Regions from separate parts of the Mus musculus genome. Here regions 2 and 3 are each linked to region 1. The links are chromatin contacts, found by Hi-C or POLR2A ChIA-PET in ENCODE. All regions are on one chromosome and are shown on one strand. Each heading gives the region's core, a stretch centred on a gene start or an enhancer-like site at or near the end of the contact. The rest is flanking DNA. Distances are from core to core; before and after follow the strand shown. Region 1 holds the start of Trmt10a (tRNA methyltransferase 10A). Region 2 holds the start of Eif4e (eukaryotic translation initiation factor 4E). Region 3 holds the start of Adh5 (alcohol dehydrogenase 5 (class III), chi polypeptide).

Evidence for each region. A loop is a pair of places that touch in the nucleus more often than their neighbours do. ChIA-PET counts read pairs that join two places held with the same protein, here RNA polymerase II (POLR2A).
Region 2: a map of heart shows a loop between it and region 1 (11-fold over the local background). The contact joins the promoter of Eif4e here to the promoter of Trmt10a in region 1. A Hi-C loop is called at or near these places in 1 of 37 maps with a recorded cell type or tissue (heart). POLR2A ChIA-PET finds 5 or more read pairs at or near these places in 3 of 5 experiments (Patski and embryonic stem cell).
Region 3: POLR2A ChIA-PET joins it to region 1 with 13 read pairs in embryonic stem cell. The contact joins the promoter of Adh5 here to the promoter of Trmt10a in region 1. POLR2A ChIA-PET finds 5 or more read pairs at or near these places in 3 of 5 experiments (Patski and embryonic stem cell).

The regions. Positions count from the first base shown.
Region 1 is chr3:138,141,797-138,145,815 of GRCm38, forward strand. Trmt10a (tRNA methyltransferase 10A) reads left to right here and starts at 1,652. Exons shown (of 8, transcript NM_175389.5): 1 at 1,652-1,800. It also overlaps a transcript of Mttp not described here.
Region 2 is chr3:138,524,107-138,528,125 of GRCm38, forward strand. It overlaps Eif4e (eukaryotic translation initiation factor 4E), which reads left to right and starts at 2,085. Exons shown (of 8, transcript NM_007917.4): 1 at 2,085-2,188; 2 at 3,162-3,208. The coding sequence starts at 3,191. It overlaps Mir1956 (microRNA 1956), which reads left to right and starts at 2,315; the gene lies at 2,315-2,379.
Region 3 is chr3:138,440,883-138,444,901 of GRCm38, forward strand. Adh5 (alcohol dehydrogenase 5 (class III), chi polypeptide) reads left to right here and starts at 2,211. Exons shown (of 9, transcript NM_007410.3): 1 at 2,211-2,311. The coding sequence starts at 2,300.

The DNA of each region.
Region 1 (4,019 bases), core at 402-2,901:
ATTATATTTCTACCACTGTTCACATTAGAAAGCTGGGTAGAGCCCTTCTTCCTTACTCCACCACTGCTCATCAATGTGTAAAACCTTCACGTTTGGCTCTTTGCTTTCACTGCCCCCAGCTTTGAAATTCTTCATTTAAAAAAATGTTTACTTTCCAAGATGGAGCAAAATTACAAAATCTCCGACACTATGTGCTCAAGAAACATTCATGTCTTCCTTTCTATCTACAGGCATCTTAAGTATGTATTCACTTCTGGATCCTCTACTTCTTTGATGGAGACAATCATTTAGTCATTGCTGTACAAAATCCTAAGCCAAAGACAATGAACTGTCAACTGTGTTAAACAAGCCTGAGTTTTATAAATCAATGACTTCCTTACATCACAGGACTTTATCTTAAACTTTTATATGCTTCTTTGGCTAAACTGCAGTTTTTACTCGTACCTTTTTTTTTTTTTTTTTTTCATACTTTGGATTGATTCTGCAACCATGAGATCAAATAACCAAGTCAAATTTGGTCACATCATAAAAATGAGGATTTTTCTCCTAACTTAAAAACTCTTTTAGATATCAAGGATGCTAGGCATTACCTCTAAAACTGTACCGTTATTTTAAAGACAGATCCCATAAGGGCAACAGAACAGCTGCTGAAAGATCTGGCACACCACTCTGCCAGCCTGAATTTAATGACCTACATGTGAAGGGCTCCATATCCAGTTACTAACCCTCCCTCAGCTACTCTCTGCCCTGATACGGAGGCAGCCGAAAAAAGATGCCCTACTAACAGCTCATAAGTGGATTCACATTTTACTGCCAATGTTCAGTTAACAGAAATCTCTAAGATTTGAGAGATCCACAACACAGAGCATGTGATCCACATCTTTTTCCAAATAAAAACAGAGTTTAAAAAAGATCTCCCCCACACACTAAATTCAGAGACGATTCAGTTCATTTAAGAGCCTGTAACAAGTTCAAAAGGTCAAGCAACAAGAAAAATCTAATGATGGGTCTTTATTTGAAAAATAGTTTTTTATCTGCAAATTCTACAGATTCATCCATCAGAAAAGCCAAATTAAAACAAAACAACTACAAAAAGACCAACCTACCCAACTGTTTGGTTTTTCTTTTTCCCTCGGTTGACTTGGTCTATATTTAGCAAAAAGATTATATAAGGTCAAGTATTTACAAACGATGAAATATCACTAGTGTTTTGCAAAACAGCATAAACAAAACCTCAAAGGATGGACTGTAAAGTATTATGTTTTACTAAGGACATAAAAAGAAAACTTTAAAATTCCTAAGTTCGATGAATTTCTATTAAAAATTTCAGTTTACAATTTTTTCACTTATGAAAGACCATTGGTAACTTTCTTACATAAATTAGAAGTACGTTGGGCAATACTAGATCATCCTCTCAACGCAGAAAAAAATAAGAGCATTTCGTCTGTTTCGCATTTCAATTTCTTTCAGTGGGGCGATCTTCGCCTCGAGACCCGAGCTTACACAGGCCTGTGGGTAGAAATGCAACGCTTGACCGGGAAAAACGCCTCGCGGTAGCCACTAACCATTCCCGCAAAACCCAGGCCCAGACCCCGCCCCCTACAGGCTCCTCCTCTTTCTCCGGTTTGGAGTTAGCGCAGTCCGATGACGTAAGCCGTAAGTGCCGTAACCGGGCGCGCAACCACCGCCTCTGCCTCTGGGAGTTGAAGTTTCTGAAGGAGGACGACCGCGTGGAGCCGAGAACACTTCAGAAAGGCTTTCTAACCGCACCCCGGCGTTCCCCACCGGCCCCGCGGCACGGTAAATATGGCACTGCGGCTGTCGTGCCCCTGCCCGTTGGTATCCTTTCGGATGCCAAAGGAGCGTGAGCTACCCTAGCCTCCGCTGCAACCAAGGCTTCCGGAGTAGAGGGTGAGGGCCTGGGAAGTAGTTGCCGGTTTGCGGAGGAAGTGGCGTCAGGTGTGCGTTTTCCACGCCCCTCGCCACTCACGTGCCGTCTTCCAGAGTCGTGATTGGTCAGCTGCGGTTCGTTCGCGGGCGCAGGGCCCCGCTCGGGGCGTGCGCGCGCCCGGTTGTCGCCGCGGTGTGCGCTCCGGGTTTCTGTTGTTTAGGAGAGTCCCTACCGGAAGTGTGGCAGAAAGGAGCCATGTGGAGTCTCAGGGTAGCTTGTCGCAACGCTGCGTTGCGCCTAGAGGGCAGGCGAGCCGTTTTCCCTTCTTTTCCTCTTTTTCCTTCCCTGGGTCAGGCCGTCGCATGTAAGGGCGCCGAGGGGCAGTTGCTGCCCAGGCGGCTCGGCCTCGTGGTCAGCTGAGGATGAGGTTAAGATGGACGCGTTACCGGTTGCCACTGAAATATTTTGTGTTTAAAATGTGGTTGCGTGTCCGGAGATGTAAAATTACTCATTTAAAAAAAAAAAAAAAAAAAAGCTCTCCTGAGATTCCCTCCCAAGCCAGAACTCAAGCCAAAGGGACTTTGACAACTGAACAAAGGGCTATTGCTACTGCGGTACAGACCAACGCGTTTAAAAATAAAAAAAAATAAAATAACATAAAAATACCCTGAAGTAGGCATGTATTGATTTTAGAGTTACCGAAAAGAAAGCTTAAAGACTACGAGGGCCGTTTTAGTCGATTTGATAACAGCCGGGTTTTTGTCTTTGGCATTAAGTGACGTATGCTCTTCCCCACACCAGATAGTCTTTGTCAGTATTACTCAGTTTTGAGTTTTGTAATCCTGTCTGATAACTTATATCCAAGAATTAACCATCCAGGTTTTTTCTTTTTAAGATATGCTAAAGTAAAGTCTCAGAGTTGTTTTATCTTTCTGTAAAATGTTCTTAAATACTTGTTAGACTTGGATTAGTGGATTAAAATGTGCTTTAAGCATCACTGCTGGTCTGGGAGAAGCCTCAGACTCGCTGCCATAGAGATTCACCTCGTGACCCAAACTAAAGCCGTGTGTTCAAAAGTGCCGTGTTTTACATAATGCATCAAATTCTTACTCTATTACTTAGTAGACAGTCGGAGCGGAAGCTATCTTGGTGAAGTCTAGACAAAACAAGACAGCCAGCTAGTATTTTATCTGCATTCATGTATTTTATAAAATGAAACATATTTCATGTGTTGTTCAGTAGTCTGGCTTATTTAATCAAAGCTTAGGAAACACCCAGTACAGTGTTTCAAGAATTGATAAAACACATTAATGTTAGGACAAGCTCACGATAGGCTGCTCAAAGATGTTACTATTCTGTGATAGGTCAAGTTAAATTTAACTGGAGACATTTTAGATGTGAAAGACAAAGGCTCCCCCTGGTGTCAGAGAGCTGTAAAACACGGCTTTTGTAATTCTCACAGTTAAGGCAGCTCAACACTTCAAAATTTTGAACATAGAGAAACTACTGAAAAGTATTGCCACGGATAAATATTGCTTTGTTTCATAGGAATTTAGTACTAGAGACCAGAGGAGTTAGTAACTTTGAAATTACTCTCTTCGTTTTCTTTTAGAATTCTATGAAATCCCATATCTACTCAAGTTATCCTCTCGGTTTGGAATAAGTCAACTGAGTTTCAAGTTTCAGAGCTGTGCTCTCTTGAAAATATGTTTCATAAAATGTTTTCCTGTTAATTTCAATTTTGCTTTTAAGTTTGCATTACTGAGTCTTGTTTTTTCCACTATTCATGCCTTTGGGCATATACATTTTTGAGTTTTATTTAATGCCTTTAGAGCCATCTGTCAACAGTGTGCAGTAGCACTCTCCCTTCAGAATTCCCCCATCCTCAGGGTTTTAGGTTACTGGGAAGTTTTGGTGTTGGATCTGGGTTTGAGTAATAATACACAATTTCATCCCTTTAATCAGTATATTCTCTCTGCTAGATTTGTTTGAGATGCTTTTTTTCATAGGAATTTAGTACTAGAGACCAGAGGAGTTAGTAACTTTGAAATTACTCTCTTCATTTTCTTTTAGACTCCTATGAAATCCCTTATCTACTCAGTTATCCTCTCAGTTTGGAATAAGTCAA
Region 2 (4,019 bases), core at 835-3,334, 380 kb after region 1:
TTTGCCTCCTACGTGCTGGGATTAAAGGCGTGCGCCACCACATGCACAAGCATGGGTGTGGTAGTAAGGTGATGGCTGGGCACAGCTGCCTGTGGCTTCAGTTGCAGCCTCTTTGGAAGACTAGATGGGAGGATCCTATGAGTCTATGAGTTCAAGACCACCTTGGACAACATAGCAAGACTCTGGGTCCACAAATAAATGAATAAATAAGCAAAATGAAAGTGATTGTATACAGACCGACATAACACATAAAAATCTAGCCCCCATATATTTGACAAGATGAAATCGTAAGTGTTGACACTAGGCAAACACATCTGAAATGTTTAAAAATAGTCAATAAATCATATACAGATATAGAGATGACTTAAACTATAAAGAATGGGGCGAGCCAGGCAGTGGTGGCACACGCCTTTAATCCCAGCACTTGGGAGGCAGATGAATTTCTGAGTTCGAGGCCGGCGTGGTCTACAGAGTGAGTTCCAGGACAGCCAGGGCTACAGAGAGAAACCCTGTCTCGAAAAACCAAAAAAACCAAAAAACAAAAAAAACAAAAAAAAAAAACAAAAAAAAAACTGTAAAAGCGCAAGTCTTTGTGGGAACACAGGGGTACTAGGAAGTAGATCCTGAGTCTTTTTTTGTTCTGTTTGTTTTTTTTCTGAGACAGGGTTTCTCTGTGTAGCCCTGGCTGTCCTGGAACTCACTCTGTAGACCAGGCTGGCCTCAAACTCAGAAATCCACCTGCCTCTGCCTCCTGAGTGCTGGGATTAAAGGTGTGTGCCACCACGCCCGGCTGGATCCTGAATCTTAAGCAAGCTAGGCAAACATTCTACCCCTGAGTTATACCTGTAGCCCAAAATATGAGTCTTCACTGACAACAGAGGAAGAAGGTTAAAAAAAAAAAAACAATCAAATGTCATTTTAAACAAAAACTTTATATTGGTGGTTTTCAGGCTTGTCAGGATACTTTCTTGCCAATGGATTGGTTTGTGCTGTAACCAACCCTGAAGCTCAAAACAGGATATTTAGGTTGTCTTTTTCCTTTCTTTGGATAGAGATTCTCCTGTTTCTTTGGGTGGCCTAGAACTTGCCATGTCACTGAATTTAAAGTCCTGATCCTCCAGCATGCTGGGTTTATGTGGTGTTGGGGGGAATCTAGGCTGGATGAACACTCTATCAACTGAGCTACAACTCAGCACCCTAATGCTGTCTTCTCATAGAAATTAACCAGACATCACTTTACAGACAACAGAAAATAAGGGGTCAATTATAATTACTTTGGTTAGTGTTAACAGATTTGTACATAGAAATTCACCTATGTGTTTAGTTCATAGAGCTATGTCTACTTGAGAATCTACTCACGCCAACTTAAACAGAAGCTTTCGTTTAAAATCACTTCTGCCATCCTGGTAAACAAAAACACGAGCAGGCACTGGCTTTGAGTTCTTACACAGCCTCAATTATGTGTTAGTCAACCCAAGCATCCATTATGTACTCAATAATAGCTATGACACAGCTCTGGACAACAGCAATGCCATGGAGAGGCAGACACGAGATAGCCTGCTTACACTGCTTTTCCTGGCGGTAACATTTTTAAGCTGCGTGGAAGCCATGAGATCCTGGCTCCCTCATTAGGAACTTTACCCAACAGTGCTTTGACGGCCTGGTAACTTAGAAGAAAATGTAGCATGCCAGTTCTGTTTGTTAGTTGTTATGAACATAAGTTCATGAACACGAAGTTTCTGTTGAGAGCAGCTACATTCCCTTTAAAACTGCATCGGTGTACGCAACAAAGTAAAGAAAAGAAAATTTTAAGACACTGTTAAGGCTTGGGGATATAGCTCAGTTGGTAGAGTGCTTGCCTAGCGCTCAGGAAGCCCTGAGTTCCATCCCTATCTCAGCAAAAAAGTGCTCTCCCAACCCACCCCCACGCCCAGCACGCGCCAGTAATCCCGATACTTTGTGGGGGGGAGGTGGAAGCAGGAGGATCGACAGTTCAAGGCCATCCTCCCCTATACCTCAAGTTCAAGGCCATCCTGCGCTTCAAAAGACCCAGGGTCAAGAAGCAAGATTGCTAAAACAGCAGCGGAGGCGGAGGGAGCTGGTCCTTAAGGAAGGCACGCGCTTGCTTCTAGATTCCGAAGCGTTTTCAAAGCTGGTTACAGTCCTTACCACAGCACACCCTTGTGAGGTAAGTGTATTATCATCTTTGGTTCATAAATGAAAAAGTTGAGGCACTGAGCGTATTAAGTCACTCGCCTAAGGAGTATGAGTCAACGTCAAGAGTCATAGTTGACCCGGTTTAACGACTCCTGACCTTCAGTCCAGGGCTGAGTCAGCGGAGCCCCGAGTGGCTTCCCTGGCTGGCACCTGGACGTAGGCTATTTCCGTCCACGTCCAAGCAGAATACTGGAACCGATTGGACAGAACTTCCAAACTTTCACGTCCAGCAAGATTCACCCCTGACGCCTTCATCTCAGGACTGGGAACAGGAAAAGCCGACGCGTGCACTCCCCTTCCCCAAACGAGTGAGAGGGTACCGTGGGGCAAGCCCGCCCACCCGCTTGGGCAGCGATGGTAGCAAGGGACCACCCGCGTTAGTGGACCGGGGACTGGGGAGACGCAGACCACATCAACGACTCTCCATCGCCGCCTCTTTCAGAAACCAAGAGAAAATGGTGGGAGGCGAAAAGAAAAACTAAATAAAAAGCAACTTGTCTTAGGACCTCAGCTAAGCAAATGAAGCCTTCTTGCGTGTGCTGAGCCTGCAGTTCTCAACCTTCTAGGAAAGATGGGAGGACTGGGCGACAGAAGGCACAGCAGGAATGCCCCGCAGTGAGTGCAACCGGAGCTCTGCCCGCTGCCCAGCAGAGGCCTAAATCCAACTCGGCAGGAAGCGCCCGCGGCGCCGGGAGCCACGCACCCTCGCCAGCGACCACGTGATCACTTTTTTTTTTTTTGGAAGAAAAAAAAAAACTTCTTGCCTTAAGAAAAAAAAAAAAAAAAAAAAAAAAAAAGACTCCACTTCCCAGAAGCCTCTCCTTCCCCAAGCAGCTGCAGTCTTGCGCAGGCGCCGCTAGGGCCAAACGGACACGTCCGTCACGTGGGCAGGAGCCGGCCAATCCGGTTTGAATCTCATTTTTTTCCTCTCGCCCCCCCTTCAGGAGCGGTTGTGCGATCAGATCGATCTAAGATGGCGACTGTGGAACCGGTGAGTATTGCCTTCGGCCCCCACCCCCGAGCTCCCCGCGCTCCGGCTTCCTCCGCTCAGGGACTCCCGCAGGACGGCGTTACCGGCGCGCACGGCGCCTCCCGCCGCGTCCGGTCCCTGCCCGCCCCCGGCCTGACCTTCGGCGGGCAGCCTCGGCGCCGGGAGGCTGGCGGCGGCAGCGTGGAGCGCACACGCCGTGTGGGGGCCCGGGCACCGGGGCGGTGGGGGGAGGGGCGCCGCGCGGGGCCGCGATGCGGCGGGCGGAGGGCGGCTCGGGACACGGGCGCGGGGATCGGCGTGGGGTCCCGGGGTCTCGGGGGGGCGTGGGGCGGGCGGCTCCTAGCGGGCACCGTGGCTGGTGGGCGGCGAGCCGGCCCGAGAGAGCCGGAGAGGGAGCCCGAGGCAGCGGCGCCTCGCCGTCGCCGGCGACCCGCCGCCGGGGGTCCTCGTGCGGGCCGCGCTCTGGAGCTGCGGAGGAGGGTGGGCTGGCGGAGCCCACCGGTGGGCGCGCGGGAGCTGGGCGGGCGCGTCCCGCGGGGAGCCGGGGGCCGTGGCGTTGAGTAGGGGAGCATGCTCAGGGGTCGTGTCGCGCACCTCCCGGCGCCGGGGACAGGGGCCGGCTGAGGTGGGGATCACATTGTCCTGGCCCCTCCACGCCGGGACGGGGCTGTCATGGAGGAGGGAAGGGGGAGGAGCGAGGCCTACAGATCGCCGCCGCGGGTCGGCTGGCCGGAGACCTGCATTTCACACGCGCCGGGCTTTCCATTCATTCATCCTCGGGGCGCAGCGCGCACGCCTCCGAGGACCGGGT
Region 3 (4,019 bases), core at 961-3,460, 300 kb after region 1:
TAATTTTTTATTTTATCTGAGTCTTTAGGTGAGCTTATAAACTTTAGTTATTCTCAGGGGGTTTTTTTTGTTTTTTGTTTTTTGGGTTTTTTTGTTTTGTTTTGTTTTGTTTTTTTTGGTTTTTCCATACAGGGTTTCTCTGTGTAGCCCTGGCTGTCCTGGAACTCACTCTGTAGACCAGGCTGGCCTCGAACTCAGAAATCCACCTGGCTCTGCCTCCTGAGTGCTGGGATTAAAGGCATGCACCACCACGGCCGGCCTCAGGTGTTTTTTTTGGTTGGTTAGTTGGTTGGGTTTTTGTTTTGTTTTGTTTGGTTTGGTTTGGTTTGGTTTGGTTTGGTTTGGTTTGGTTTGGTTTGGTTTTGAATTCTCAGCCCCTTACAAGGAATAGGATTCTAGAACTAGAGAGGACTGAAGATGCCCATCTCCCTTCTCCCTGACTGGATGAGCACAGGGAAAACTCATGCTGAGTTAAGCCCTGGTCAAGTCATTTTTGAGGGCAAGCCTCCTTAAGAACACACATGTTTACATTGATACTACCTCTAGAGCAGTGGTCCCAGCCTCCCTAATGCTACAACCCTTTATACAGCTCCTCATATTGTGGTGACCCCAACCATAATTATCTCATTGCTACTTCATAACTATCATCTGGTTGTTATGAATCGTAATGAAAATATCTCATGTTCAGGATACCTGATACGTGATCCCTATGAAAGGATCATTCGACCCCCAGAAGGGTCATGACCCACACGTGACAAACACTGCTCTAAAGGAAACAGTAGGAAAATTTTTCTCCCTCCTTCCCTGAAAAATCGTGAAAATAAACTTCTCAAAGTATGAGAATACTCCACTCCACATGACTGCATCCTCCGTCGTTTACAAAAGTCAGACTAAACTACAAAGTGCCTACAGCAATAGGTCAATCACTCTTCAGTTTCTGGCCCTAGTACTGCTTCTTGCAATGATGAATTTCTAGTCTGATGGATTGTGATTCTCTGTATTCCTGTTTCTGTTTCGGGGGGCAGCAGCTCTCCCTGCGTGACTTCACTTCTGTAAGAATTATGAATTCCTCAACTTGTTCAACTTCTTACAGGAGTATAACTTATAATATCCACATGTGGTGGTTTGACTGGAAATGGCTTGTATATTTGAATATTTTAATCACCAGACACTGGAATCATTTAAAAGGATTAGGAGGCACGAATACAAGATTAGTTTTAAGTAAGTTGGGTTTTAAGCACTGAGATACCCTAATACACACTGGCTTGGTACTTCAAGCCTGGAGTTTAGGAACACTACCCTGACTGGAGACAGACTATGGTGATCATCCTATTAATTATATACGTTAAAAGCCAGGGTGTGAGTTAGTGTGAAGTGAGAGAAGGGCTTTGAACAGTACCGTGGAGAATGTCAACCCTTAAAGTGTGTAATCAGGAAATGAGCCATGAAAAAGACAAAATGCGGTGTTTTAGTGGGTACATTTCAACACAAGCAGCATTTGGGATTACATCAGCAAATACAGCAGCCTCTGTCTCCACATAGTTGGTCCACTCTTAAAAGGGGCCCACTCTGCTCCCTCGGTTCCCTTCCTGAAAACTTCTCTCCGTGTCCGATGGTCCCTGAAATCCCAGGACCTGGTCGTAACCTGCTGAAATCCGAGGTCGGGCTGTTGCTAGGATGGGCACCTCTCCCTCTAGTGTTCCTTCAAAGCCCTTGAGGGCCGCAGTGTTGACTCGTCCTGGACCCAGACCCGCAAAACAAGGGGCTGCATTAGCTCGCTAGCGCATGCAACCCGCAAATCAGTAGCTCGCTAGCTAGCGCGTGCAAGCCCGGGAAGAGGGGGGCGGGGGGACCGCGGACAGGGACACACGGAAGGCGTGGCTTGTTCTACACGTGCTTTCCCACACGTGTTACCACACGCTATATTTCTCTCACGTCTAACGTACAAAGACTGCACGAAAATTAGACAAGGAAATACCACAGAGATGCTTTGCAGGGGCTCAGTTGAGCCAGCCTGGAATAAAGCGCTTCACGGCCCCAAAACTACTGCCTCCCCAGCAACGGAGCGCAGTAGCCGAAACTCAGGCTCCGAAACGCGGGCCCCGCCCTTCCGGTATTAGGCCCGCCTCCCAGCCGAGTCCCGCCCTACGCACAGCCACCTCCTCCCGCCCTCACGTACGCCCCGCCTACATCGAAGGCCCGCCTCCCGCGCACAGCCCCTCCCCTCACGCACGGTCCAGCCCTCACCCGGGTTCCGCTACACTCGTGAACCTTAGCGCTCGATCCCGAACTAGCGGCCATGGCGAACCAGGTATGGAGGCGCGCGGTGGGCCGGAGCAGAGGAGGGGAACGCCCGGGTGGCCCGCTGCCGCCCGCCGGGGAAGGCGAGCGCAGCCGCAGCGAGGGCATGGAGGCTTTGTTTCGGCGCCGCGCTTGGAGAGCAGCTCTGCTTTCTGCTCTGCTCCGCCGGAGCCCGGTGGGCTGAGGCCCGCGCCCGTCACGCGGGACGGAAGAACTTGCCCGGGTCGCGCCCGGGTTGCAGGATCAGATTTGGAGCGCGGGCCGTGCTCAAAACTCCCAAGCAAAGTTAGGCCCTTCCTTCGACCTTGGCTTTCTACGTGCAGCACGGTGTACCTGTTTTTTTCAAATCACGTTATTTGACTTTCAAGTCCATCTCCAGTAAACCCAGTGAGTGGCTTGCAACCTTTATTCTGTCAACACATTTCATAAGCGTCAAGTGAACTGATCAAAACCCAGCATTTCTCACTAGGTTTGGTTCCGTGGTTAAGAAGGTCTGTACTGAGTGTAATCGCTCTAGTAGCTCATTGCTTTAGATGCGCGATATAAATTTCATATGGAATTGTAAACTTTACAGAGCCACATAAAATTAATTCTAATGGTATGTTTACCCAACCTGATACTCGCAATATTATTTCCACGTTATAAGTATTTTTAAATTGAGATATTCTTCACTCTTCTAAGCTTTCAAATTTTTACATCATACCTGATTTCAGTTCACACTTGTCCTTTATCTATAGTGTTCAATAGCCACCTGTGGCAAATGGCTAATGCATTAGTTAGCACAGTTATAAGAGATGGTTATAGTATTTTTACCCCCATTTGGATATTTCTTAGGATCCTTTCCACTGGGAAGTATTGCACTAAAGTGATGCTATATAAGCCATCCCAAGGAAAAGATAATTAGGTCGCATAATACTAAGCTTGAATACTAACCTTGAATTACTTGCCAAACCTAGTGAAAGACTCTGGGTGGGATTTTGCTTGGCTTGTCCATTGTTGTGCTAGGACTCAAATCCAAGGCCTTGTGCATTCAAGGCACATGCTCTACCATTGAGCTACACCCCAGCTTGGGACATGTATTCCATAGTCTTCTTTCCTTTTCTTTCTTTCCTCCTCTTCTTCTTCCTTTTCCTCCTCCTCCTCCATCTCTTCCCCACCTCCCACCCTCCTTTAAGATGTGTGTGTGTGTGCCTGTGTGTGTGTATATGCATGCAGGAGCCTGTGGAAGCCAGGGGGTGGCACAGATCCTCTGGAACTAGAATTACAGGTAGCTGTGAGAGTGTAGATGCATAGGACTGAACCTGGAGTTTTCTGCAAGAGCAGTAGGTGGGTGCTCTTAACCACTGAGCCATCTCTTCAGCCCTTTGATTTTATATATATGTATACACAATTTAAATATAAATAATATATATGCACATATTTGTTGTCCTGGTTGATGGTGGTTTAGGGTGGAAGGTTTGAGATGGAATCTCTCCATGTAGCCCTGTCGGTCCTGGAACTTGAAGTGTAGATCTAGCTGGCCTCGAGCTCACTGAGAGCCACTTGCCTCTGCCTCTGAGCGCTGGGACTAAAGGTTTGCCTCACTGTATCTGGCCCTTTAATTTTATGTTATTCACTGTGTGATTTATGTGAGACCTAAAAACAATTCTCCATCTCACTTAGAGGTTATAAGCTTTTCTGTGAATATGCTGTTCAATTTAGTTTTATTTATTTAGCTT